2 separate regions of the Mus musculus genome follow, and region 2 is linked to region 1. A link is a loop called in an ENCODE intact Hi-C map of the cell type or tissue named here. Cell type or tissue: left cerebral cortex. All regions are shown on one strand. Each heading gives the region's core, and the rest is flanking DNA. Links, peaks and the distances in the headings are about the cores only. Region 1 holds the start of Gk (glycerol kinase). Region 2 holds the start of Gm14762 (predicted gene 14762).

The links. Peaks named below come from ENCODE experiments on the same cell type or tissue, not always from the same donor. Only the 100,000 strongest peaks of a DNase experiment are listed, where the experiment ranks them.
Region 2: it touches region 1 in a loop (1.9-fold over the local background); 2 of 42 quality-filtered maps call a loop at or near these places.

Annotation. Positions count from the first base shown.
Region 1 is chrX:85,766,002-85,783,065 of GRCm38, forward strand. Gk (glycerol kinase) reads right to left here and starts at 10,818. Exons shown (of 21, transcript NM_001294140.1): 1 at 10,425-10,818. The coding sequence starts at 10,502. It also overlaps the pseudogene Gm14766 and a transcript of 5430427O19Rik not described here. In left cerebral cortex, for the core only: no CTCF peak of the experiment used is centred there; DNase peaks (open chromatin) are centred at 9,936, 10,212 and 10,824; H3K4me3 peaks cover 1,682 bases; H3K27ac peaks cover 730 bases.
Region 2 is chrX:85,819,430-85,832,249 of GRCm38, forward strand. It overlaps Gm14762 (predicted gene 14762), which reads left to right and starts at 7,232. Exons shown (of 2, transcript NR_152196.1): 1 at 7,232-7,447. It also overlaps a transcript of 5430427O19Rik not described here. In left cerebral cortex, for the core only: no CTCF peak of the experiment used is centred there; a DNase peak (open chromatin) is centred at 9,782.

The sequences.
Region 1 (17,064 bases), core at 8,399-10,898:
ACTTTGATACTTTCATACTACCATAATTATTACTCTTATTTACCTATTCCATAGTAATTATTTCATACTAGCATAATTATTACTCTTAATTACCTATTCCATAGTAGTGATACAGAGAAATCTTTCCCCAAGACAACTTCTAGGGGTATGAAGAGAAGAAAATATGTTGCATGCAGACTGTGGGAGTCAGGTATGGGCTCCCAGAAGAGGTAAATTCTAAACTGGTTGAACAGAATTGGGTTACGTGAGGCAGGAAGTACATCTGTGCAGGGTGTATAGGTGGGCGAGAGTACACAATGACCTCTACTGCTATGATGGCTGCAGAATGTGGCAAGGCTGGGCCCAGGAAAGCTACAGTACTGTACCTATTTGAATAACAAGTATGATATATGGAGGATTCCATTAGGAGAGCAGCAGCAGTTAGGACTGAAAGACTTGTAGCAAGGAAAGAAGAAGCATTCAGAGAGCTCATGACACATGGCAACCTAGCATGTGGAGAAAGTGTTATAAGACAAAGGAGAGGGCAGGTGCAGAACAGGAAAGAAAATGCAGATATAGAGGAACATATCTGTAATCTTAGCACTTAGCCTGGAGAAGGATTCTTGTGAATTTGAGTCCAGTCTGGGTTATATATTGAGTTCCAGGCAGCCTGAAACCACAAGGCTCTGTCTAAATAAATAAATAGCAAATTGCAGTGTAGACAATGTTCATTTGAGGTTCTGCATTGGCTCTGATTAAGGATGCTCAGCAGTCAATTGTTCCTATTTCAGGTCATCTAAAGAAGTATCTAGTCTCAGAACTTCACGTGGGCCAGAGAAACAGACATAATTCAAAGGCAAACACACACACACACACACACACACACACACACACACACAAGGCCGGAAGGCACACAGCTGTTGGGGAGGTTAAGCCCTATCCCTATCCACATCAGCTCTTTGATTTTCTTTTTTTTTTTTTTGATTTTCATTTTTTTTCTGGGCCTCATGAATTTCCCATCTGTGTGAAAAGACCAAATAGCTGGTCATGGTGGTACATGTCTGTAATCCCGACATAGTGAATATGACAACTTTATGCCAACCTAAGGTTAGTTATACAGTAAGATACCTTGTCTTTAAATTTTTTTTTTAATTTTTAAAAAGACCGAAACAGTCTGAATAAAAATAACCTAAAAGCCAAAATAACCTTTTAAAGGCCAGGCATGGTGGCACATGCCTTTGATCATAGCAGAGGCAGGTGGATCTCTGTAAATTCAAGGCTAGCCTGGTCTACAAAGTGAGTCCAGAACAGCAAGGCATGTTAGAGAAACCCTGTCTTGAAAACAAGCAAACAAATAATAATAATAATAATAATAATAATAATAATAATAATATCAACAATAACCTAAAGCTAGATATGGAGAATCATATTCATAATCCCAGCACTGGGAGGCTAGAGCAGGACTCTTGTGAATTTGAGTCCAGGCTGGGTTACATATTGAGTTCTAGGCCAGCCTGAGACTGAGACTTTGTGTCAATAAATAAAAACCAAAAGTGAACCAGTCAGACATGGTGGCTTGTGTCTATAATCCCAGAATTTGGGAAGTGGAGGAAGAAGGATTAGGAGTTCAAGGTCATTTTGTATCTGAGGCTCTACTGAGCTAAACAAGATTCTGTCCCAAAATAACAGAGAAATCATTTACTTCTAGGCATCTTGTCTCAATTCCAGATTTTGTCTGTGGAGGCTACGGGTATAACACAGTAGGAAAACATTTGCTTGGGTCCTGATTTAGATTCCAAGTATCAAAATAATAAGGGGATGGGGACTGGAGAGATAGCTCAACAGTTAAGAACACTGATGCTCTTCCAATACCCATATGGTGGCTCACAAGCATAACTCCAGTTCTAGAAGATTTGTTGTCCTCTTCTTGTCTCCTTGGACACCACATACATGCAGGCCATATACCCATAAACATAAAAAAAATTAAGTAAAGGTAAAAAAGAGAGCAAGAAAAAAGTTAATATATGGGCTGGAGATACAGCACAGGTGATAGAAAGTTTGCTAAGAATGCACAAAGTCCCGACTTTGATGTCCCACGCAATGAACCAGGAATAGCAGTACACACCTATAAAGTCTGCATGCAGGCAATAAAGTCAGGAGGATCTGAATGGGAGATCACCATCAGCTATAGAATAAGTTCAAGTCTAGCCTAAACTGCAGGGAGTCCTCAAGTACATAAAAATAAAAGTGACTCTGGCATGGTGCAGATATAGTATATATCCAGTTGTTGTTCTTCCCTCCTCCTTCTTCCTCTTTGCTGTCATTACTGCATTACCTAGAAGTGATAGCAGTAGAATTAGATGGCACAAGATCTGAGCTGGGCTTGGAATCCTAACACTTGGGAAGTAAGAGGCAAGAAGAACTGGAGTTCAAAACCAGCCTTGGCTATTTAGCAAATTCAAAGGTTTGGGCTACGTGCAATTCTGCCTCAAAACAAATAAACAAACATAAAAACAAAACTTTAAAATGTCACCAGATCTCTATTTCACCTCTACAACTAAATTACTATTCAATTTCAGAGATAGTACGAACTGCAGAATCAAAATTGTTATTTTAAAAGTTTTACAATAATCTGCTGAAACATTTTGATGTATACATCCCCTGACTTGTAAAAGAATCATAGAAAGAGGACATGTTCACTTCCCTAAGTGTCCTGTAGAGTTTGCCTCTGTCATCCTGTGATTAATTTAACTACAGCACCATAAACATGCATATTCCTTTTTCTACCCACACAATCCTTCCACATCCTACTCTTTTATGGTACAGTAAAATTTACTATGTGATAAGACATTATTCAAGAATGTAGGCGGGGTGTGGCAGCACATGACTATAATCCCACTATTTGGGTTTGGAGGCAGGAAGATTAGCAGTTCAAAGGCATTTTCAGCTACACGGTCAGTTTGAGGCCAGCCTGCACCACATTAGACCCAATGTCACAAATCAAAAACAAGGGTTAGAGAAATGGCTCAGTGGTTAAGAGCACTGATCATTCTTCCAGAAGTGCTGAGTTCAACTCCCAGCAACCACATGGTGGCTCACAACCATCTGTAGTGAGATCTGATGCCTTCTTCTGGTGTCTGAAGACAGCTACAGTGTACTCACATACATAAAATAAATAAATCCTTTTTAAAAATAAAAAAACAAAATTGGAGAAAGAAAACCATTTTACACAAACTTGGATGCCCCAAAATAAAAATACTAGCCACAAATGTATTACATTGCAAAACTGACCTTAAAAGGATTAATGACTTAATGCCACAGAAGATAACACAGAAATTATATTTTTATTTTTCTTTTCTTTTCCTTTTTTTTTTTTAAGACAAGATCGTGCTGCATAGTCCAAGCTGGCCTCCCATTTGCAATCCTTTTGCCTTGGTGAGATTACAGACATCCATTATCACACTATTTCCTAACATGAGATTGCAGGGACCAGTGAGAAGAGCATCAGATACAGGCATTTGTTATCAAGCCAGAGGACCTGAGTTCAAGTCCTAGCACTTACATGATTGAACACACATACACACACACAAGCACATGTGTGCACGCACATATATGGATATACACCTTTACCAACACACACACACACACACACACACACACACACAAGCACATGTGTGCACGCACATATATGGATATACACCTTTACCAAGTAAAATGTAATTTAAAAATATTTTGAATGAAATCAGGGCCTAGAGAAATGCCTCAGTAGTTAAGAGCACTTGGTGCTGAATCATAAGCACCGGAGTTGGGAATCCCAGTATTCACATGGGATAACTTCAGTTCCAAGTGATCTGACACCCGCTTCTGGCCTCTATAGGACTCACACAGACACATATATACAGATGCATGCATACAAAAGTAAATTATAATCTTAAAGAAAAAGAACAGGGATTGGATAAACAGCCTCAATTGTTCTTCGGGAGGAACCAGATTCAAGTCCCAGTAACCACATTGCAACTATGTGTACCTCCAGTTCCAGGAGATCTGATGCCCTCTTTTGTCCTCTGACTGCATCAGCCATCCATGTAGCACACACGCACACAGTGCAGGCAAAACACTCATACATGGGCTGGCGAGATGGCTCAGCGGATAAGAGCACCGACTGCTCTTCCAAAGGTCCTGAGTTCAAATCCCAGCAACCACATGGTGGCTCACAACCATCTGTAATGAGATCTGATGTCTTCTTCTGGTGCATCTGAAGTTAGCTACAGTGTACTTATGTATAATAATAAATAAATCTTTGGGCCGGAGCAAGCAGGGACTGAGCAAGCCAAGTTGACGAGAGCGAGCAGCGGTCCTAAAATTTCCCTACATCATTTTTTTTTAATGCGAAAGTTTGCTGGTCTGATGCTTCAAGGGCAAAGGTGCCTCCTGTCAAGCCTGACAACCTAAGTTCAATCTTCAAGACCTACGTTGTTAAATAGCAGAATGAGCTCCTGGAGGCGCAGGTCTTTGCAAGTACACACAGAGGGACACATGCACGCACATACATACACACTATATTTAATAAAAATGTTTAATGAAATGGTAGGCTAGGTGTAGTGGCCCACATCTGCAAGCCCAGCATGTGAGACACGGTGACGGGTGGATCAGGAGTCATCTGTAGCTGCACACTGAGTTTAAGGCCAGCCTGGGCTGCATAAGTTCACCTGAAACAAGAAGTTTATAAAGCGAGGCATGCAGCTTTCCTGTCTAGCTCCTGTCTAGCATTTACGAGTCCCCGTGCTGGGTCCCAAGTACCACAAAATGTTTTATTTCAAGGCATGCTGGCATCTAAAAGCTACTAGCCAAATTTTACACTTCCCAAGTTTTTCATTCAGTCAACACATCTCAGTCCCAAGATGCTCATGTTGACGCATGAGCTTGCTCATAGAGTAAGTAACTATTGCATGCCTTTAGGGAAGTACAAAACTGAAAGCTCCTAAAAGCTGGGCAGGGTGGTTCATTCCTGGAGTCACTGCACTTAAACACTTAAAAAGGTGAAGCAGGAAGATAGTCATGTGCTTGAGGACAGCCTAGGTGACACTGAGTTCCAGGCAAACCTCCAGTGGAAGGACTGTCTCAAAACAACCAACCAACCAACCAAAAAACAAATAAAAATAAAACGTAGGTATTGAATAAGAAAGGAGAAAGAATCAGGGAAGGAAGGAAGAAAAGAAGGAAAGAAGGAAGGAAGAAAGGAAGGAAGGAAAAAAGAAAGGGAAAGGAAAAAGAAAAAAGAGGGCTGGAGAGATGGCTCAGCCGTTAAAGGCTAGGCTCACAACCAAAATATAAGAAAAAAGAAAAGAAGAAAGAAGAAAAAAAAAGGAAGGGAAACCTGTCTAGAAGCCTTTTGAGGTTTCGAAGTGTAATGAGACAACTGGGGCCAAGGCACTGTTTCTTGCCAAAGTAAGCATGGAACGACAATTCTTGTCATTCTTCACAAACACTGGCAGTTGGAACAAAATGATTACACAACCATTATCCACGATGACACACCTGAGCCCTGCCCAGGACCCACTGAACCTGAGTCACAAAATGATCATAAGCTACAGGACTTATTCAAAACAGTATTTTTTCCTATCTTGTGAAACCAATTAGTAAGAATAAGTTTCTTGGTGGAGAGTCATTCATGTATGGCTCTAATCCTATAATCAGAGGTGACATGTGACTGGCTGGGTCCTCCCTCAAGCTCTCCCCTCTTCACCATTCTCTAAGCAGTAGTATAATCTGCCTCAGAGTATAAAAGACTTGGACTTGAATTCTTGTTCCACCAGTTATTACATTGCATGTGACCTTGGACCCAATCCTCAAATCCTTAGTCACAATCTCATCACCCAGGTAAAGGCATGTCCTTGAACACTACACCTCATCAAATGACAGTTGACTGCATCCTTGACATATTGCAAGTCACAGCATTCTCCAAAGCTTTTTGTAAACATTTGACTTAATAGGGAAAAAAATTAAGTTACCAAAGTAAAGAAGGAAGTTTGCCTGCTTCAGCTGAAACTTCTTTCTCAGAGAGAAATTGCCCCTCCTTAAAACCTGTTACACTAATTCTCTTTCCAAGAAGTTCCTACTCTGCAACCTGTGTAGCCGTGTGCCAGCATAGGTTCACTTTCCTATCAGACAAGTTGGGGATTTTCCTCTAGTATGAAACATTTGCACCAGCTCCCAAAACTTAATTCTGTGACAAGTTGAGAAATAAACATGGGGGTGGTGGAAATGGCTCAGTGGGGAAATGTGTGTTCCACCAAACCGGATGATCTGAGTTCAATCAACCAGACCTAAAAGGCTGAAAGAAAGAGGAGTCTCTCAAGCCAGGTGGTTGTGGTGCACACCTTCAATCTTAGCACTCGGCGACAGGAAGCAGAGGACGGTGGATCTCTGAATTCAAGGACAGTCTGGTTTATAGAGAGAGTTCCAGGTTAGGGCTATACAGATAACTCTGTCTTGGAAGAAAAAAAAAATCTAAAACAAACAAAAAAGTGGTTCTCACAAGCTGTCCTCTGACGTCCACACAAGTGCCATACTGAGTGTGTGTTTGTGCACACATACTAACATAAAGTAAATAACTAGATAAAAATGTAATAAATAAATTTGAGAGAAAGAAACATGGTCAAAATGAAAGGTCTAGGGGCTAGAGAGATGGTTCAGTGGTTCAGAGCATTTGCTCTTCCGGAAGGTAGGTTACAACCACGTGTAACTCTGGTTCCAGGGGATCAGATAGATTCTTCTGGCTTCCTGGAGTACTGCACACATGTGGTACACATATAAGAATGCAAGCAAAACACCCATACTTGTAAAGAAAAACAGGAATAAAGTGGAGGGTCTACTACAAAAACAAAGAGCACTTACTTAGTATGTGTGTGAGACCCCACATTTGACCTTCAGCACCACAAAAATAAAAATAAATAAGTTTTACAGGAAGAGGGAAAAGCTGAGTAAGGGTGTGTGGTAAACTATAAAGACAGAGCTGTTGAACTACCATTTATAGGTAGAATAGAACCATAAGAAACAGATAGGCAACATAGTGTTAAGAGGAGGCAAGTCACCTTAGATGAAAGAGGAGAATTTTTTTTTTACTACTAATAGAGTTTTACTAATAGAAAAGAGAAGAAAACTTAATGAGGTCATTGGCCTCCAATAATTCAAACATGCAAATTAAGTGAAGACTAATTAGATTGCGTAAGTCTTCGCCTTTGTGAGCTTCCTTCCTCTAACAGTTCCTACACACTGCACCCTTTCCTGAGAAGGGGAGCAATCAATTTTGAGTCATCGTTACAACATGCAACAGTAACACAGGAACCACTCCTGGGAATCACCTTGTGACTGAAATACTTAGTCAGCAAATCCACTCTCTGCACTCCCCAGGGAGTGGTTTACAACCAAAGGAAACACTACCTTGCTAAACCATTCCCAAGTTTTCCCAATGACCCACTTGGCCTTTGAAGCACAGACTTCTTAGTCGTTTCTTAAGGAATACACAGTGTTATCCACCAACATTTATTTGTAATTATTTGCCATTTAGTTTTCTCTTCAGGTTACAAACTAAAAAATATATATATAATAATTATAGCATTATGAACTTGATAAATTTTTTCTCTATTATTGTAAAAAATACCTTTAGGAAACAAAATATGAAGAGCCAGAAACAAGAAAGACTGCCTGGACTACAAAGGTAGCACTAGGAAGAACCCAAATGAAAGCAAGCTCACCACGCTGGCTCCTAAGAAGGAAACCTTTAAAGTTCTAAACTATTTTACTCACATCCATAGAAGGTAATGCTATACAAATTGGAAACAATTATCGTGCTTTGCTTGTCTTTCCCCAACGCTTTGAGTTAATAGTTGTTAACTTATGATCTGGAAAGAGAATAATAAAAAAGTAGGAAAGTTTAGCCAAGGACTCTAAAGTACCATCTTTTATTAGAATAAATGGAAGATCTGGCCTGAGACACTATTGCCAGTGTGTTTGTGCCCTGCCTGGCCCCTGTAGTCATTAGAGTGAGGATTTTTAAAATTAATTGTATTATTAACTTTTTTGTGGTGTGTGTGCACACCACAGCACACATGTGGATGTTGGAGGAAAACTTGAGAGAGTTGTTTCTCTCATTCCACCATGTAGGTCCCAAGGACCAAGATCAGATCATTAAGATTGTTGGTCGTGGTGGCGCACGCCTTTAATCCCAGCACTCGGGAGGCAGAGGCAGGTGAATTTCTGAGTTCAAGGCCAGCCTGGTCTACAAAGTGAGTTCCAGGACAGCCAGGGCTACACACAGAAACCCTGTCTCAAACAAACAAACAAACAAACAAGTAAAAAGATTGGCAGCAAGCACCTTTATCCATCCACTGAACCATCTCTCCAGCCCTTAGTGTGACAAATCTCAAATATGACTTCAAAATTCAACCAATATGGCTGATTGTGGTGGCTTGTGTTCATAATTGTAGTACTTATGGGGCTGAGGCAAAAATACTACAAGTTTGAGACCACCCTGTGCTACTAGTGAGTCATGAACAGCCTGAGCTATGTAGCAAGATACTGTGTTAAAATATTCAGCTCATGGAGGGATGGCTTAGCATCTGAAAGCACTAGGTGCTCCTCCAAAAGACCTTCATTTGGTTGCCAACATTCACAGGGTAGCTCACAACTGTCTATAATTCAAATTCCAGGAGATTGGACACCCTCTTCTGGCCTCCTCAGGAAGTAGGCACACACATGGCTTATAGACACATGTGTAGACAAAATTCCCACTCACATAAAATAAATACATTAAAGTAATCCCACTTATTAATGTTTAATAGGCTCAGAAAAATGATAATAATTGTGTAGCTATATTATTGTTACAGATATATTAAACAAATCCAGCCAAGCAGAGTTATTTATGATCCAGGATTACTTTATAAACTTTTATATGAATGTAAGACAAAATGAATCCTACCTTTTGCTATTAAAAAGTGTAAAATGCAGATGTGAAACAATGATTGAGAAACTCAAACCAGGGTTGTCACTAAGGAATATTTAAATTGAAAGTGGACTGAAAGTTTCTCAATTACAAAAAAAAAAAAAAAAAAAAAAAAGAAAAAGAAAAAGAAAGAAAAAACCTTCTGATCACAACACAATGCACTGTTTAGCCAAGTGCTAGTCGAAGAACACACACAGCTGTGCGTGCTCATGTGCACAGGTGTATGTGTGCACATTTACCAAATAATACAGGAAGAGTTGGGGGTATAGTTTAGTGATAGACTGCCTGCCTCCCATGCTACCGGCAAGGATATCAACCCCTAAGGGTACAGGTAAATAAATCATTGAAGAAAATTCATGGTTGATAAAGAAATAAAGAGGGAGGTAATTAATCACTAAGTATTTACATCAACTTTCCAGGTTAGTCAAATGCTCAGTGAAGCATGGGCTTTTAGCAGCTTTCTATTCACTTAAATTACTTTCAAATGATCTCACTGAACTGAATGCTAGCTCACTTCAAGAGCAAGTTTCCTAGCTGTGAGCAAGCAGTGGCTCATGCCTGGGAAGCACTTGCCTGGCTGAGGCAGGAGGATCAGGAGTTCAGGCTTCTCTGGAGTAAATAGGCAGATCCCCGTCTCAAAAAAAAAAAAAAAAAAAAAACGAAAAGAAGAAGAGCTAAACTTCACTGCAAAACGAAGCAGCCAAGAGACATTTAAACAGCACCTCGTTATGGTAATTCTCATCGTGCATACTAACTAGAATTGCCCTGTCACATTAAACAGTAGAGTGGAGTGGACAATATCTGATGATAATGGTCAAAGTGTCAGAACTGAACTGATTAAGCTCTTGAAATGAAATAAAGATTACTGAGAATTGCAATCCGTTTCCAATATGTTCCACCACCCCCTCAGTAGTCTAGCCTCTGCAGCTTCTGTGGCAGAGGATGACAAAGCATCAGCATGCTAATACTTTATTCGTTCTACCGCTTGAACGGACGCTATGTTGGGTGACCACAGCCGTGACACAGCTTTCCCTCCATCCAAGGACATCCTGTGCCCAGCAGGCCAAACACTCATAGGGAAGATCGCAGCAGTGTCAATGTGACCACCTGTCCTTTACTGCATCGGGGTTGCTCTGCTTGGATGCTCCAAGAGTACTCACTCTCTTTGGGGAATCTCCCTATTGGTATGCGACCTGGCTCCACCACCAAGGCTGAGAATGCTCAACTCTGCTGCGGGGGTATCCTAGGAGGCCAAGATCCACCCCCAGAACAGGACAATCCCAGCATGGTAGGTCCCCCTTTTGGCCTCCTTTCCTCGCCCCAGCAGCTAGGGCCCAGGAGAACAAGAGGCGCGCGGACTGAGGACGCAACACCCCGCCTTTTCGTCCTCCGGCTAGTGTCCCAGTTCAGTGGGCTGAGAAGATGTCACCCCAGGGCTCACCAAAAAACGTGTCGAGCTGGTACCCTGGTCCACTGCTCCCACCAATGGCCCCAGAACTGCTTTCTTCGCGGCTGCCATGGAAGTCAGTCAGCTTCAGAGCAGAGAGCTTAACACGGCTGGTCTCCGGGGTGACTGTGGAGGGCTGCGGAGGGCGGAGCAGGGACAGCGGAGGGCAAAGCAGCGCGCTTCTGCTGAAGGCTCGCGCGGCTCCTAGGCAGCCCCTTTACTCCCGCCCGGCCGCGTCGCCCCGCCCCTCCAGCTCAGGCCCCGCCCCGACCTGCATTCTCCTAGGCCTTGGGAGGCGTGGCAAATGGGGGGGCGCTGTCTTCCGGGCGGGCCAATGAGCGACTACAGAAAGAGACCCAGGAGCAGGCCAGTCTGAGGGTTGTGAGACGTCACGGGGGCGGGGTCAACGCACGGCGGGGGCTCTGGTCCGCGCGGTGGGTCACGTGGTCGGGGACGGGCGGAGCGTCTGCCTTTAGCCAAACTCGGGCTTAGTGGAGGGCGGGGCCTCACAGAACACTCCCTGTACCCGGCCCTGAGGCTTGCACCGAACCCCGAGACTTAAGCCTGCTGGAGCAACCCGAAGTGCAGAGCTGCCTCTTCCCTCTCTGGTAGGCTGTGCAGAGTGCGACCTGAGTCGCCTGGTGGACGATCCAGTCCTTTCGTCCCCGCTCTTCCCACGCCCCGCCTGCTGAGCCGCTGTTAATAACAATAAGCTCTTCTACTGGCATCAATTCGGGGTGCGACCAGCTGACGAAGGGATCTAAGCGAACCCCTCACATTTGTAGGCCAGGGAGAAAGAATGCGGAAGTTATTTCGGCTTATCATGTAAGGAAAACGTGTCAAACCATTGTCTCCAAGAACCTCAGGTTGACCAACCATGAAGGAAATACCCGGCACCTCCCAGTCCTGAAGCGCCCTTGCTTTTTTCGCTTGGCTTCACTGAGTATGCCCTCCCCTATGCGCCATTTCCGCTCGCTTTATTAACCACTGTGGACTAGGTTGGGAGCGAATTGGGATTCTCATTTGACCTTGAATTTACCTTGCCTAGATCCTTTGGAGGCGTGCGTTCTAAAAGGCTTTCAAACTTTGGACTGGACCCGCAGTGAGAAATAGTTTTCAAAACAGCCTGGGGCTGGTGTTTGTGGGCTGCTCATTGCACTTGCAAATTTTTTGTGTAATAATTATATGCTGTATACACGTGTACATTTTTAAATATTTTCTAAAAGCATTTTTTATCTATGCCATGCATTCTATGTATTTCATTCTATGGGATACCATTTTTTATAACACCTTGATTGGATAAAAAAATTAACTGAGCTAGGTGATTTAATGCAAGTCTATAACCCACTATGGAGAAGGATCAAAAAGGAGTTCAAGGCCATCCTTGGCTACCTTACCACCTTGGCTACCTTACCACCACCAAAAAACGAAAGAAAGAAAGAAAGAAAGAAAGAAAGAAAGAAAGAAAGAAAGAAAGAAAGAAAGAAAAGAGAGAAAGAGAGAAAGAAAGGAAGGAAGGAAGGAAGAAAGAAAGAAAGAAAGAAAGAAAGAAAGAAAGAAAGAAATCAAGCAAGCTCAGATATTGGTTTTGTAAGCTACCATGCTTTCTATCATCTTTAGAATTGATACTATTCCCAATGTCTTTCCATCCATTTCCCAAATCTCATACTATTTTGTAGCACCCCACAGTTGTCATGAATTCCCTTTGCTCTATAGCACCTCACTCATACATATTTATTTATATACTTTGTGTATGTTTATGTAGTTTTCCCATGCTTGCTATGAAAGCACAATTTCCTGTCCTGGTGTTCCTGATGAGGACTGCTTAGAGAAATGCTCCACTTGCTGACAATTGACAAGCTTTCAAATAAGTCAGTATTTTTTTTTTAATTTCCTGGAATAGACTAAGAAGCAGCCAGACAGGATAGACAAATATTAAGACACTAGGCCAACTTCTCTGTCAAATTTGTGATAGGCATTAATTGAGTAGATTATATGGAAAAGGATTCTCATAGTTCTAGAAGTCAGTAAGAACAGAGCCACAGACCTTACTATGTTGAAGCATTAAAAAAAAAAAATCCTAACCACATCTGAACTTTAGCACAGTTGCGGCTCAGATTCCAACGGGACAGCAGATTATTTGTTTAACAGCACAGTAGGGATCAGAATTCCGTTGTTCCCAATGAAATGAAAGTAGAGGATCATGAAAGAGCCTTAAATTCATTTTTACTGTGCTTCTTATAACATTGTGTATCTTAGAGCTTCACTGCTGTCACCAGAACAAATGTGAAGAGCCACAATATTATTTTAATGTTCCCAAGCCACTCCTACCTCAAATGTCCTCTAAAACAAACAAACAACAACAGCAACCCAGAAAGATGTCCTAAATGGAGAAGTCTAGCTCAGCCTATCTTAATTCCCTACCCTAAATATTCACCCTAAACTCTCACAGATTTATTGTCTCCCTTTTATCTGGTCAGACTTGCATGCCTGAGATTCTAGGTAGAGGCAGAATGCTCAGGAATTCAAGGTCATCCTCAGCTATATAGGGAAGTGATACCAGACTGGGCTATATAAGACTTTGTCTTAAAAGGAAAGCAGCGGAAAGAATTATTCTGTTTTTCTTTCCCCTTTCCCATCCCTTCAAGCCACAGCTTCGGTCCAAAAATTCTGTATAAATGTAAAACTGAATAATAGGTACTATGTTTTTATATTGTCCAAAGTTGTTAAAAGAAACACTAGGACAACTGAGTCCCAGAGAGAACAAATAATCTACATATTTGAGACCAGCCACCCTCCAATGTCACATCCAAGACTAGAATTTCATTCTGGCATGAAATCTAGTGTCCTTCATAACAGCCTAAAGGAATGGAAGCTGAAGGGAATTAGAAAGGAAAATGGAGAAGAAAAAATGAGGAAAATGGAAAAGCTGATAGAGATAGTATGTCATCCTTGATCAATCATCCTTGATCATCCCCGACCACTAATACATATCACAGGCAGAGCAGCAGAAGAAACCCTTAGTGTCTTGGCCCTGACATTCAACACTTAATCTTCATGACCTCAAGTAACCCACGGTTTCTTTTTGCTCACTTGCAAAATAGGGAAAATGTCATTTATAGTGACGTGAATGAGTTACTAATGTAATGTCTCTGGAAGCACGGTATGAGCAGTACAGCTATGCAGGAAAGGCAAAATTCATGTATTTATATTGTCAAATTGGCTTGTCCCAAGGAAATCCAGGTGTGAAGGCTAGGAGGGAAGTGCTTCGTGCAAATAGTTTAAGGAGTCTGAGTCATCTGAAGGACACATACACTGGCATCATTTCCCTTTCCTTCCTCTCTCTCTCTCCCTTCCTTTTTCTTTCACCAGGTCTTAGGTAACCCAGCCCAACAGCTCCTCCATCTCTATTTTGCCAAGGGGGTTTAAGATAGATCCTTCTACTCCATTTCCTAGTGTTGGGATTACAGGTGTATGCCACCACCTCGGGCCCTTCCTGTTATGATTTCTGACGGGTAGAGCAGGAAGCCAGTGTCAATCCTGGCTAGAGAGTCTTCTGTTGGTTCTGTTATTCCTTCTCTAATTTTTCCTGTTGTTAATTTACTTATGCAGATGTGGCATAAACAGAAAACCTGTTTTTCCCTAGAGAATACTCTGGTAACCCTCCTTGTTCTTCTCATGTTTGCCTAATAACTAGCAGTTATTCGTTGGATATAGTGTCTTACACCTATAAGTCCAGCTGTAAGGAGACTGAGACAGGAGGATTGCCAAGAGTTAGAGGCCAGCATGGCTACAGCGGAGACCTTGTTTAAAAGGAAAAAAAAGTTCAACCTAATCTATTTGGAAAGTTAACATTTTCTTAATACCTCCTGTGTTTTATTAATGTATATGGGTTGAGAAGAATAATAAAAACATAAGGTGGAAAGTCAGTGTTAGAAATGTTTATTTATTGAAAAGCACAGGCAAATATCACTTTATGGATTTTGGGTGAATTGAGCAGATCTATCAAAAGTTTGTAGAAGGTGGCACCAGATAGAGAAACAGATAAGGAATTTAAACATACTCGATTTTTAGCCTCTTTGCAACTTAGAGAATCTATTCTTATGCATGCTAGTAATCTAAATGTGAACGTAGCCATGTGTTGCATTCCTCAATTACAGCTATTTGGAAAGCTAAAGGAAAAACAGCCATAAGATTAATACCTGCCTAGGTTAAAGAATGAGTTCAAGGCCAGCCTGGGCAATTCAGTGAGACCCTGTTTCAAAATAAAATGTAAAAAGAGTGGAGGGAAAAGTTGCAGGGCATTTGAACCTGTTTCTAATTAAGGTGTGGCTCAGCCCTTAGTATATACCTTTAATTCCTCTGGCTAGAATACAGACATACTCTTAGTTCTCACCTTTAATCCCAAATAATGAAGGTAAAGTTAGTTTGCAGAAAGAAGCACCCATATTTGAAAGTGATGTCTACCTGAGTGGCAGAAAAAGTAACAAATCAGAGAAAGATTTGGTAGAATAGGATATGCCCAACTCTCAAGAGAGAGGAAAGGGAAGCTACTTAAGGGAGAGACAGACAGTACAGGAAGGAGAGAGTACAGTACAGGATACAGTAGAGTTCACAGAGAATATACCATAGAGTAGAGCAGCCCAGAGAGGGAGGAGGCCGTTTTACCTGGGAGAGTTATAGAGCGACAGGCTGAAAGAGAGAGAGAGAGAGAGAGAGAGAGAGAGAGAGAGAGAGAGAGAGAGAGAGAGAGAGAGAATGAGAACAGGCTAGACACAGGTGAAGATAGAACAAGCCAGATAAATGAGAAAGAACTAAAGGATCGGAACAGATTTCTAGAGTTAGATTGGGGCCAAGCAGAGCAATTCAAGAGAGGATGGGAGAAGCCAAATTAAATCAGTCTGCTTGAAGAGGAGTTTGAGCCAGAACAGCTGAGTTGAATCAGCCAGCTAGAGCTCAGAACAAGGAAGGGGTGAGCTTAGTCAGCAATGAGGCTGAAAACATTCTAGGTCTAGATTAGATTGTAGGGAGGCTAGAAGCTTCCAAGACTTGGCCTAGGTTAGCCAAGGGAGGCAATAAACTTCCTAGATGATAATTACATCAGGCAAATAAAAGTTACTTTTATGGGAGTGTAGCTCAGTAGTAAAGCAGTTTCCGAGCATGTGAGGTGGGGGAAGTTGATTTACTATCCAGTACAAAAGAACCTGGCTACTTATTGTGCATCACTTTCCAACGATGCAATCCTAACATAGTGAGACTGTAACAGTGCCCTAGCAGCGTTTTTGTGAACTTGACACAAACCTCAACCTATCTGGGAAGAGGGAATTGCATTTACACAAATGTCTACATGAGATTAGCCTGTAGACAAGTCTGAGGGGCATTTTCTTAATGTGGAAGGGTTCAGCTCACTGTGTTTGAGATGATCCCTGGGCTGATGTTCCTCATACTATAAGGAAGCATACTGAAGAAGCCGTGAAGAGTAAGACAGTAACACTAGACCATGGCCTCTGATAAGCTCCTGCCTCCAGGTTTTAGCATTGACTCCCTTTGATGATGGACTGTGGTGTGGAAGTATAAGTCACATAAACCCTTTCCTCCCCAAGTTGCTTTTGGAGCGTGGTGTTTTATCACCACAACAGAAAGCCTAGCTAGTGATAAAATTAATAATTCCTGCCTGTATAGAGATTAATAAAGGAAAAGGCTCATTAACAGTAGTGTGCTACTGGTTTTGGCTAGTGCACAAAAGGGAACCAGCCTCAAACAAAATTTTACCAAAATTTTATATAGGCTTTAAACCTATACATTTCACATATGCTGTCATCCCAAGACCTTTAGGGCCCAGCCCCAAGTTGCTACATTTTGAACAATTTATACAGAGATAGGAGACTGCAAGTCTGACTACTTGTGTAGATGGGAGACTTACACAGCACAGATATTGCCTGAATTATTTTGAAGTGCACTAGTTCTTTTTGAATACTTGTTTCCTGGGTTCATCTTGCCCACCTGCAGAATTATGCTTTTCCTCATAAGAGCACAGGGGAATTAATGGCAGACTATGATGTAATGATGGCTTTGACCCTGCACTGCCCCTTAGAGGCATGGTCTTTGATTTGAGAATGGGCCTAATGGCCAATTTGTATTACACCTCCCTAATTAAGGTCACAGTCCCCCATTGTCTAGATAGCTCTCTGAGCTCAGAGCAAAATGAGGACTCTTTTTACCCGCCAGGATTTCCCCTTTCTGACTTTGTCTGGGGCCCTGAACCCCTACACTCTCTACTTGAGTGTAGTTAGCAGGTGGAGTAGTCCTTGGCAGACCTACAAGTTCAACTCCCTCTTTTCCCCTCTCTCCCATAAGAGCCCGCCCATCAAGTGATAGCCTCTCCATGCAAAGGAAGCATTTCTAGGACTTTTAAATTCTAGCCAATGATTTGCATTTACCCTGAAAACTCCTTTGCACTCTCCAAGGTCCATACATACCCTTGGTTCACCCTAAATAAAGTGTATGCATATGAGCCCACCCCAATAAAAGTATATGCGCAAGCTCACATTGTCTCAGAGAGCTGTTTCACTGAAGATCCTCAGAGAAGACCTTTGCCTTAAAAAGCTGTAACACTAAGATCCTAAGAGAAAGC
Region 2 (12,820 bases), core at 8,439-10,938, 53 kb after region 1:
AAGGGGGGTTCCCACTCTGGGAGGAGAAGGGGAGGGAGTAATGTGGGGAGGAATTTGTAAGGTGGTATAGGGAGAAGAGGATGGAGGGGACTTTAATCTGCATGTAAAGTGAATAAGTAAATTATTGAAAAGGAGAGATTACACAAATGTATGTGTATATTCAAAATATTATTACCGAGTTTATCACGGTTGTATTTTATTAATTATATACCAGCCAAGCTAGTCTTGGAGATACTAAACATATCAATACAGAGCTTAACATATATTGAGTGTCTATAGTTAACATCTATGAGAAAAATATTTTACAAAGCTCTATTTTTAGGAATAAAAGGATACTTAGTCGGGCATGGTTGTGTACTTTGTTAGCTGAGTAGGATTGTGAAGCAGTTTCTAGCCTGCTAAGGCTTTAGCTAAATGACACCTTGTCTTACAAAATTTTAAAAAGGAGAGAGAAAGAAAAACACAAGCTGGCCTCAAATTTGTGATCTTAATGCATCATCCTTGGAGCACTGTCATTATAATTCCAGAATTATAAATTTCATTAATGAAGCTATGCTGAGATGTACAGTTATTGTACAGTTATTGTAGTTAATTAGTGAAGTTCTCAGATTTCATCAGAGAAGTTTCTTTGGATAGCAGTTAACTGGTTACAGTGTAGAGAATAACCAGTCATGAGGTATACAGCCACAAATGGGATATCTGTATGGGCAGTATAAATGGAAGTTGATGAGTTATTATAATAAAAATAGACAGGAAGTTGGGATCGGGTGTGGAAGTATAAGTGAATCTCAGAGAAGATGGATGTGAATTGTATCATGAATTTCCCAAAGAATTAACAAATAGAAGACTAAAAAATAAATATTTTGTGCTGGAGACGTAGCTTAGGTGGCTGAATGCTCAAGTAGTGTGCACAAAGTTCTGAGTTTGATTCCAGGCACTGCATGAACCAGGCTTTATGTCTTTCAGCTCTGACTCCAGGATTTTGAAGGTGGAGTCATGAGGATCAGAAGTTTAAGGTTGACCTTGACTACATAGAGAGGTACTATACTACATAGTCAGCTTGGGTTATGTCAGACCTTCCTTTGGGAAAAACCAAAACAACAAAATATTCTTTACCTTTATTTATTTATTTATTTATTTATTTATTTATTTATTTTTGAGATAGGGTCTTTTTTGTGTTTTGTTTGTTTGTTTGTTTGTTTGTTTGTTTCAAGACAGGGTTTCTCTGTGTAGCCCTGGCTGTCCTGGAACTCACTCTGTAGATCAGGCTGTCCTGGAACTCAGAAATCTGCTTGCCTCTGCCTCCCAAATGCTGGGATTAAAGGCGTGCGCCACCACGCCCGGCTTTAAGACAGGGTCTTATGTAGCCCAGGCTGATTTTTAAAAGGCCATGTGTGTAAAAGACACTAAGAATGAACTTAAACACCTGATTCTTCTGCCTTCACTTCTAAAGTGACAGATTACCATTGTGTACTACCATGTTGTTGCTGGGATTACACATGTTCACCACCACTCCTGGCTTATGAAGTGCTGGAGAACCGCAGGACTTTATGAGTTTATGTACATGTTCTCTAACAACTTAGCTTCACCCCTGACCTCTTGTTTTTTCATTGTCTCACGTGTGTCTGGTTGAGTTTGGTCTAGAACTCACTATGTAACTCAGGTTGCCCTTAAATTTACAACGATCCTCTTGCCTTAGCCTCTCAATTGCTGTGAATATAAATGTACAATGCCATGTCTGCCTTCCCTGTTTGGAGGGAGAATCTTATGTACTCTAAGCTGGCCACAAATTCATTATACTGCCTAGACTGGCCTTGAACCCTATATTTTCTTGTCTTCCAATCACTGGATTATGCATATGTCAACATGGTCTGTTTTTCATTTGTTTGCTTTTGTTTCCTGAGACAATGTCTTCCTACATGTCTGACTCTGTCCTCAGGCTTACTATGAGCCTAAACTCTCCTTAAAGATGTAACAATCCTTTTGCCTTCATCTCCTGAGTATTGAGATTGTAGATATGTACCACCATGACAGTCTTATATTTCAACTTTCACATAAGTTACAGTCATATGAAATAACCCGAAAAGAGGTTCATGAAATCTCAAATGAAAACTAGGTTGCAAATTAGATTTTTTTCATTAAAAAGACCAGGAGAAGTATGACTAGTAAAATCATTGCCTCCGCAATCATAGTAGGAAAAAAAGAACAGGAAATCACCTTTTGTCTTGTATGTATTATAAAATAATCAATTTATTAAAATTCAGTGAAATTACAACATAAATGTCACTTGGTTATATGGGACGTGTTTAGTTTCCCGTAACTCCTGTGAAAGACAATAACAACATAAACTTGGTTGTCAAATACACACAAACTTATAATCTTACAATTCTATGTTTAGCAGTTCCAAATGACTCTCACTGGGCTAAAATCAAGGTGCTAGTAGGATTACATTCTTGTGTGGGAGATCCGTGGGAGAGTTGTTTTCTTGTCTTTTTCAGCTTCAGAGGTTACCTGCATTCCTGGAGTTGTCATCAGTCTGCCTGTTATTTCTCACCGCCTGCTCTTCTGACACTCTTGTCTACTTTCCAGTACATTTGTAATTGCATCGAGACCAGCAAAAGTAAGTTAGGATAATATCCCCATTGTCGCTCAACTGATTACTAGCCTTTATGAAATTTGAAACCTTAATTTTCTGTTGCCATGGAAGACTATGTATTCATAGTTTCTGGGGATTCAAATCCGGACGTTTGGGGAAGGTCATTACTCTGCTACCATGGAATCGAAGGATAAGAGCTGCTTCTGTGACTAGTGAGGTGCAAACCTAAGAGTGGAGATTGCTGATTTATCTGCAGAAGTCAAATATGATGTCAAAGGCTCATCTCGAAAGTACACAGTACAGTTTGAAGGCAAGCCTGTTGTGTTCACTTTGTACCTACTCTGAGCCCAGGAAGCAAGCAGATACCTAATTATTTAATTGCTTTACCCTTTTCGTGTGTGTGTGTGGTGTGTGTGTGTGTGTGTGTGTGTGTGTGTGTGCGCGTGTCTTTGTATACACTCATGAGCACCATGGTGCACATGGGAAGATCAGAGGTCAGCCTCTAGTTGTCAATTTTCCCCACCATGTTGATCCCAGGGAGAAAATATGGTCCATCAGGCTTGCTGACCTGTGTATTTACCAAATGAGTAAACTTATCTGCTCCCTTGTTTAGGTTTTAAAGACAGGGCCTCCTTCTGTAACCTAGGCTGACCTAGAACTCAAAACAATCCTCATGGGTCAGCCTCCTGAGTGCTAGAGTAACGAACATAAGCTTCCATATGCAACTGGATATGCTATTGGATCATTACATAATTCACATGGGTATCAAAATATCACATTAGACTCCATAAGGCTGTGCATTTACACATGTATAAAAAGCATTAATATTTGCTATTTCTAGTGATTCAGGCCTAATTGGGAAGCTGACTAGGAGTATATCGAAAGTCAAGGCCAACCTGCTTTACATAGTGAGTTCTAACCCAGATAGGCCTTCGTAATGGGAACTTATCTCAGAGAGAGAGAGAGAGAGAGAGAGAGAGAGAGAGAGAGAGAGAGAGAGAGAGAATCTTCTTTTCATTTTTTTCTACACCAGAGTCTTGAACAGCTTGCAACTCTCTTCCTATGGCAGGTCTGATCCTGCAGCAGCAGTGTTGGGGTAGATTCTGAGCTGTAAAGGCAAGAGAATGGCAAGGCAAGCAGTCAAAAATGTCTCTTGCTGTTTGACAGAGTTTGATTGAAGGAATGCAGCTGAAATTGAAACCAAAAGAGGCATTATGCTTCCAGAAAAAAAAAAAAAATCTCGTGGTAATGTACTGCAAGCAACATATCGAGAGCTAAAGGACAGGGTGGAAAGATTCAAACAGTTTCTGTGAAAGTTGGGGACTAAGTTCTCTAAGAATATTGTAGCACCAAAGTAGTTCTACATCACAAGGATTAATACTTCGTATCTCAAAAATAGAGAGTTGGGTTCTAGCTGAGCTGCTTGTTTGTCTAGAATACATGAATCCACAAGTTCAATCCTTAGCACTGTGTAAACCAGGAATGTGTTAGGACATACTTGAAATTCTAACACTCAGAAGATTGAGGTAGGAGGGTCAGGAGTTCAAGGTTATTCTCCAAATTCCTAGGCTCAATCCCCACTACAATAAAGAAACACAGAGAAAGAAAGAGGTGAGGAGGGAGGGAGGTAGATAAGAAAGGAGGGAGAGAGGGAATTATGGATGGATGGAGGGAAGGAAGGAAGGAGGGAGGGAGGGAGGGAGGGAGGGAGGGAGGAAGGAAGGAAGGAAGGAAGGAAGGAAGGAAGGAAGGGAGATCAATTCTTTTTTTTTATTAGACATTTACTTTATTTATATTCCAAATGTTATCCCTTCCTGGTTTCCCCTCCAAAACCCCCCATCCCACCCCCCTCCCCCTACTCACCAACCCACCCACTCCTGCTTCCCTGTCCTGGAATTCCCTTACACTGGGGCATAGAGCCTTCCCAGGACCAAGGGTCTCTCCTCCCATTGATGACCAACAAGGCCATCCTCTGCTACATATGCAGATGGAGCCATGAGTTCCACCATGTGTACTCTTTGGCTGGTGGTTTAGTTCAAGGGAGCTCTGGGGGTATTGGTTAGTTCATATTGTTGTTCCTCCTATGGGGCTGCAAGCCCCTTCAGCTCCTTCACTCCTTTCTCTAGGCTCTGCCAGTGCCTGACAAATACAGAGGTGGATGCTCTCAGCCAACCATTGGACTGGGCATAGGGTTCCCAATGAAGGAGCTAGAGATTGATTCTTAATTTGTTAAAAATGTGCTTGTTTTTGTTGTTTGCTTCAGGGTTGCTATTGCACCTATGCTAGGAAAGCAATGTACCACTTACTTACATCTCCAGGCCAAAATTATGCTCTTTGCGAAACAACTTTCTGTAATTTCCTAGAAATTACTCATAAGACTAAAATCCCTGTGAAACTGTTGTGGCTGCTCTCATCCTGTGATGCCTTTCCAGCCCATTCTATTACCAGAGCTCACCCTGGTAAGCTGGCAAAGAAGCATGTCTAAAGGGCCCATAGCCAGATGTGGTGGCTCATGTCTGTAATTCTAATACCTGCAAAGGGGCATGTGAAGTGGAGTTAACACAACTTTGAAGCATCCTTAACTGCATGGTAAACTCTAGGCCTTCTAGACTACAATGTGAGACCCTGTCTCTGTATTTTTCAAAAAAATGTAGCAAGGCTGTGGGGACCACTGGGGTGATAGCTCAGTGGGTAAAGCATTTGACATGCAAGTTTGAGGACCAGAATCGGAATCTCCAGAGTCCATTTAAAGGTGGACATGCCCCAGTGGAGGGGAATGCCAGGGCCAGGAAGCAGGAGTGGGTGGGTTGGTGAGCAAGGGGCAGGGGGGAGAGGATGGGAGGAGGATGTTTTTTAGAGGGGAAACCAGGAACAGGGATAACATTTGAAATGCAAATGAAGAAAATATCCAATAATAATAATAATAATAATAAAAGCTGGACACGGTAAACGTATGTCTGCAATCCCAGAGCTCCTGAGGAAAAGACCAGGAGGACAAGTCCTTGCTCCTAGAATGTGGTGACTCACACCCCAGGTTGTTCACTGAGTTCCACATGAGTGTCATGGCACATGCACACATGCACTCATACACAGGCACATGTATAATTGTATACATGTATGCACAAACATCATACACATACTACTAAGTAACAAAAGTCAAATAAAGTAATACATTAAAATAAAACATAAATAAGTAAATAAATAAATCAGAAATATATAAATGGCAGAGGCATTTCCCCGTAGATGAAAAGAATGAATGGCACAGGATGTATGAAAGAAAAGCAAGATACAGTATTGAGCAAGATGATATCTATGGAGACCATCTTTCCAAGGCTAAGGAAATATCTACATAGGACACCTGCTACAAGTAAGGCTCTATGTATGATAGTAGCTAAAGGCTGGATTTCCTCTATCTGTGAGAACTCGTTACTAGTTTGCAGACAAGAAATGTCTATTCACTCTGTGTCTTGTGTGCATTTCTTGTTTTTATTAAGTATTGTATAAGTGTTTCCAGTGCTACAAAAATATTGTCCATTCCCCAGAGTCCTCATCTAGTCCTGGCTTTCTTCTAAGATGCATCAGCAGTGGTGGTGGTGGTGGTGGTGGTGGTGAGGTAGGGGTGGGGATCACTTGAAGAAGATGGCTTAAACAGCATGATAGCACTGTGTTGACTTATCTCCAATGGACAGCCAAGGGGGGGGGGAAGTAACGTAAGAACTATTGATTACATCGGCAAATATTCTTTGACTGGACGTGGCAGCTTCCATCTACAGCCCCTAGACTTAGAAAGCTTAGACAGGATTGCTGCAAAGTTGAAGGCAGTGTGGGTTACATAGTGATTACTATGTCAGCCTGGGCTACAAAGCGAGGCTGTGTCTCAAAATAATAAAAATTTGAATTAATTAATCAATTAAAATTAATACCCCCCTTTAAGAGTGCAGGGGTCTATTTGGGCTCACAGTTTGAGGCTACAATATGTCCTGGTGGGGAAGGCATGGCAGTAGGAATTTGAAACAGCTAGTCCCATAGTATCCACCAGAGACAGGGATGAGCGCTCAGCTCATGCTCTGCTTGCTTCTTCCTTTTCAGTTAGTCTTTAGCATCACAGAAGGGGACTCTCTTTGTTTAGGATGGCTCTTGGTGCTTTGTTGTGTGGCAACCAAGACAAGGTCTTAGTTTGTAACCCAGGCTGGCCTGAAACTCCTGCTCCTGCCTCCTATGATAACCTTCTTGAGCCACCAGCTCTAGCTGCCATTCTAAACTCTTAAGAGTGACCTTTGTTTTTAAGAGTGACCTTTGTGACATTTCTTCCTTCCCTCGGCTCTTACAAATTAAGTTTCTTAAAAAGTAATGTATTTGGAAGTGAATAAGGCAGATGATGGACATGGGAAGCCCAGATCCTGGGCCCCAATCAGATCATTTTTTAAATTGAAATTTGATTTGATTTTATGTGTATAAATGTTTTGCCCGCATCTATGTCTATTTACCATGTGCTTGGCCAGTGACCACAGAGGCCAGCAAAGGACATTAGACTTCAGGGACTGGAATCATAGACAGTTATGTACTGCTATGTGGGTACTGGAAGCTGTACCCAGGTTCTTTGGAAGAGCAGCCAGTGTTCTGAAGTATCGAGTCAGCAGAACTTCTTTTTTAAAGGGGAGTATCAGTCTGTGGCACAGGATCACACTATTCAATCCTTCTATTGGCCTGAAAATGGAGCCCTTTCTGTCTCTTGTGCTGTCTCCTGTGGTGGAATCGCCCATCATCACTCCCCACACTTTCTTTGAATTAGACAGGATTTTTAAAAAGAGCAGAAAGACTCGGTGCCCTGGAGAGAAAGACCCATCCCAGGTAAGGTCTGGTTTTCCTCACTGTCTCCTTATAACCACTTCGTGTCCCACAAAACTATTCCCTCTTCTGTCCTACACAGAGACTTTCTTTGTTTTGGCAGTGTAGGGACAGAAGCATGGTTGTGAGAATACTGGGCAAGTGCCCTGCCATTGAGTTTCATTCCAAGATGCCAACATGGAGCTTTGAGACAGAAAAGTCCCCCATCTTTTCCACAAGACCAGCTGTGAATAAATCTATTTCTTTTAACTTACTTCTGTCTCTGGGATTTTCAGTCGAGCAGTGAGCAGTATACAACTTCAGTTTCAGTAACAGAACTAAGTTTCTGGCTTTCCTTTTCCCAAGTAATTTATTGTCTTACCCCTTACCTGATTTTCCATAAGGGTCTCCTAGTTTCCAAAGAACAGCAAACATATCTGTAAAACATTGGCAAAGAAAGGCAAAAATAACGAATAAAATAAAAAGAAAACTGTTAAGGAAGAACAGTTTGTTCCTAGTCCTTCATTAACTTAAAAGTCTATTCTAGTTAGAGAACTGTCTGAACTTTGATTCCTCCACAAAAAGCAAATGAGCTTTAAATCATTATAAATGTGAAGGAGCGTCACTAGCCTTCATGACAAGGTGATCACAAGTAACTGCCTTTCCCATAACAGAAATATTTAACACATATGATAGAAATATAAACAGAGCAATGATTTGTGATGTCTCAATATGTTCTTCCTTGCTGAAGGACTGTTCAACTAGCTTTAATCAGTAGTAAGGGCAAGCAGACAGGAAAAATAAACCGTGAAAAAAAAAAAAAGAAAAAGAAAAAGGGCAGAAAGCATGGCACTGTCCAAATGGTAATACTAACAGTGCCTATCAGTTCCAGAAGTATAGCTTTGTTCAGGTTGGACTAGGAGTTTTATAATTGTTTTGGATTTTATTGGCACAAAACACCCATCTTTCTGTGAATGTGACCTTTCATTGGAATTCCAAAGCTAGTGGGAAAGTTGATATTCAACTTTGGGCAAAGGCAAAGGGGTGTATACTCATTTTATACCAACTTCCAGTAAAGATACTACCACTCTTTGTTGTGTATTTCACAACCAGATTACATAACTTCCCCCGGGTATGTCAGCAGCAGCAGGTAATGTATTTAAATAACATCAAAAGTACACATGGGTACTGGGCTTTTATTTAGGGAGGTCTCAAATGCACTGCATCACTCCCTGTCTTCCCTGTTGGTATGTAGAATGGGAAGATAAGAAGGCAAGGATGACAAAAGGGTCCTTACCAGTCTGCGAGGAGAAAGTCATGAATGAGTTCCCTATCTGTTTCATTGTCCTCTCAACCTAACACCCACACCCACATTACATAAGGAGTTCCTAGCACATGAAAGAGGCTCTTTATATTGCCTCAAAAATGACACAATAATGATGTGTTTCTCAGCTTTCTTTCCTTGTATTTACATGCCCAAAGCCACACATGATTTCCCCTTCTGTTCCGACTGGGACTTTTCCTCATACCACATTCACACTGTCTTAATCCATTTCCTTGAGAACCTAACATTTTAGTGACTGTCTTTCAGTTTCTGATATAGTTCAGCTTTAAACATGGTGAAAAATATATTAGATGGAGAAGTGCATCAAGCAGGAAGTCAATATTTGCTGAGAGCCTGCTACTGGCCTCCTACCTTTACCCAATGACAAGAGGATGAAATGCAAGAAGTCGTCTCTTATTCATGAGACTGATTCTATCCTTTGCCAACAATGAGGAATTTTTCCTACCTCACTAGTTACATAAAGACTGAGCTAAAGAGATTGCTCAGTGAATAAAGTGATCTGCTTTCAGTCTTGATACTCAGAGTTTGATCCCTGGTACCTACATACAGTGAGGGTCTCAGCATCAGATGTATAATGTGAGGACATGACTGCTCCAAACATGGTAGCATGGTTCTTATTATAGCTACTGAGAGCTACAACAGCAGGGAGAGAAAGTAGACCTAAATAGTAGACTGAGCCAGGCCATGACAGAAGTGAGGGAGAGAAAAAGTGGAGAGAGGGAGAGAGAGAAAGAGAGAGGGAGGGAGAGAGAGAGAGAGAGAGAGAGAGAGAGAGAGAGAGAGAGAGAGAACTAGAAGAATGGGCCAAGACAGAGAGGATCAAGGAGGGCACATGATCAAAATGGCAGGGTTATATAGAGATGAGAAGCTGGGGAAAAGGAAGCCCATGAACTACAAGTTTAGGGGAGGGGGAAGGGTGAGAGGAGCTGAGCAGACCCAGGATACCAGCCAGATGGACTCTGAAACAAGTATTTGTGATGCTGAGGGAGCCTGGAGGCCAGCATGTGCTTTGGTATGCTAATAGGCAACCACAGTTAGCCTTTTGTCCTGAGTTTCCTTTGGACCTGACAGTTCCCTCCTGGTGGAGGGAGAGAACTAACTCTGGCAAGCTGTCCTCTGACCTCAATTGAGGTGTCACTCCTTGCCATGCTCCTGTCACTGGCACACATAGCAAAGAAAGAGGAAGGTAGGGAAGAGACAGGGAAAGAAATTGAGGGGGAAAAGATTGAGGAGAGAAGATTGAAAGGAGAAGGAGTGAAGCCAGTCTTGGTGACTCCTATAACTTCAGCCCTCAGGACACTGACGCAGGAAGATTGCAGCAAAAGCGAACCTAAAGTTAACCTAGGCTACACTGGGAACTCTAGATTCCAGCCTGGGCTACAATGTAAGATTCTATTCTAAAAACAAAGAAATAGGGTCCAAAGAGATATCTGAGATATTAAGAGCACTGGCTGTTCTGCCACAGAACCCAGGTTCAATTTCCAGCACCAATGTGGTAACTCCAGCTCCAGGGGATTCAATTATCTCCTCTGGCATCTTTATTTTTTTAATTCATTATTATTATTTTTTTGGCTGTCATGACTCCCTACCCTCATTTATTTTTATTTCATACGGACACACATGTGCCTGAGTGCATGTGAGTGCACCATGAGTATGTGGGTACCTTCAAAGGCCAGAAGAGGATGTTGGATTGGTCCAACCTTGGGGTTGAGGTAATAATGGTTGTAAACCAGTTAATATGGGAGCTCTGAAGTTATCAGTTAAATTCATTTGGTCCAAAACTTGTGTTAGTTTCACTGTGACTCTGTCTCCTTTGGCATATTAAGGCACACACTCAGAGAGAGAGGGGGGGGAGGGAGAGGGAGAGAGAGAGAGAGAGAGAGAGAGAGAGAGAGAGAGAGAGAGAGAGAGAGAGAGAGAAGGGAGCAAGCAGCCCTCTTTATAGTGTGCCATTTTACCAAAAGCTGACTGTTGCCAGCTAACTGTGGGGGTGGAGTTTAGACAGAATGCTAAGGTCATGAATGTATGGGTACCACACAGACCGGAAGAGAACATCAGATCTCCTAGAGCTGTGGAGTTATACGTGGTTGTGAACCTCTTGCCTTGGGTACTGCAAACTGAGCTAAGATGCTCTGGAAGAACAACAAATGCTTTTAGCTAATATGTTGTCTTTCTTTTACTGTTGTTGTTGTTTGTTGGTTTGTTTGTTTGGGGTTTGGTTTTATTGTACTCACACTCCTTCTCTCTCTCTCTCTCTCTCTCTCTCTCTCTCTCTCTCTCTCTCTAACTCTTCATAGCTCCTCCTCCCATATCTCTCAATAAATATGTCTTTTTTTTTTTTTACAATCTATTGAACCCAATTAGTGCAATCCACATATACCTGATTATGGGATCATACATTGGAACATGGCTAACCCATCAGGTGTTTCATCCACCCTTAAAGAAAACTGGCCATCCCTCTACTAGCAGCCATTAACTATTAGTAGCCCTCTAGCTAGGGATGGGTCTCGCATGCTACTCCTTCATATACTCTGGGTCTTATTGTTTTTGAAATAGCAACTTACTATATATTTCTGACTAGTCTGGCACTTACTATGCAAAATTTTCCTGGGCAGGTAATGGGAAGTTTTATCCTGCCCTGTATGCTTGGCAGCAGCAGTTAGCCATGGCCCTCTTCTGGTCTCTATGGACTCCAAGTTTGAATTATGTTCCTATTTATATACACACATAAAAAACACTGATACTCGTGACATGGACAGTAAGTAAGTCTTTAGCAGAAGAGTATTAGTACTGGAGAAAAGCAGAAAAGGGGGATTGAATCAATTCTACCATAAAAACTCAGTCTTTAAAGAAAGAAATCGAGGAAGATATCCAAGATGGAAAGATCTTTCATGCTCATGAATTAGTAGGATTAGCATAGTGAAAATTACCATTTTACCAAAAGCATTTTATACATTCAGTGCAATCCTTATCAAAATTTCAACTCAATTTTTTACAGACCTTGAAAACACAATTCTCAACTTCATATGGAAAAAGCACACACACACACACACACACACACACACACACAAAATCTAGGATAGCTAAAATAATCCTGAACAATAAAAGAACCACTGGATGTACCACCATTTGTGATTTCAAGTTGTACTACAGAACTATAGTAATAAAAATTTCATGGTACTTGTGTAAGAACAGAGAAGTTGATCAATGGAATCAAATTAATGACCTAGACATAAATTCATACACAAATGGACACTTGATTTTTCATAAAGAAGCCAGAAATATACACCCCTTAAAAAAGCATCTTTAAAAAATGGTGCTGGTCAAACTGGATGTCTGCATATAGAAGAAGTCAAATAGATCCATATCTATCACCCTTCACAAAACTCAAATCCAAGTGGATCATCAAAAACCTAAACATAAAATCAGACACACTGAACCTGGTAGAAAAGAAAATGGGGAACAACCTTGAACACACTGACAAAGAGACAACATCCTGAGCAGAGCACCAACAGCACAGGCACTAAGATCAACAATTAATAAATGGGACCTCATAAAACTGAAAAGTTTCTGTAATGCAAAGGACACCATCAAAAGGACAAAATGGCAGCCTATAGAATGGGAAAAGATTTTCACCACATCTGATAGATATCTAATATCCAAAATATATAAGAACTCACGAAACTATATATTAAAAATCAAATAACCCAATTTTAAAATGGGTTACAGATCTAAACAGGAATTCTCAATAAAGGAAGCTCAAAGGGCTGAAAAACACTTAAATGTTCAACATCCTTAGCTATTATGCAAATATAAATCCAGACAACTTTGAGATTCTATGTTATACCTGTCAGAATGGTTAATATAAAAAATTCAAGTGACAGCATACACTGGTGAGGATGTGGAGCAAGGGAAACACTCCTCCATTGCTGGGAAAGTGAAAACTTGCAAGGCATTATGGGAATCAATATGTCAGTTACTCAGAAAGGTGGGAATCGATCTACCTCAAGACCCAGCTATACCACTCCTGGGAATATACCCAAAGGATATTT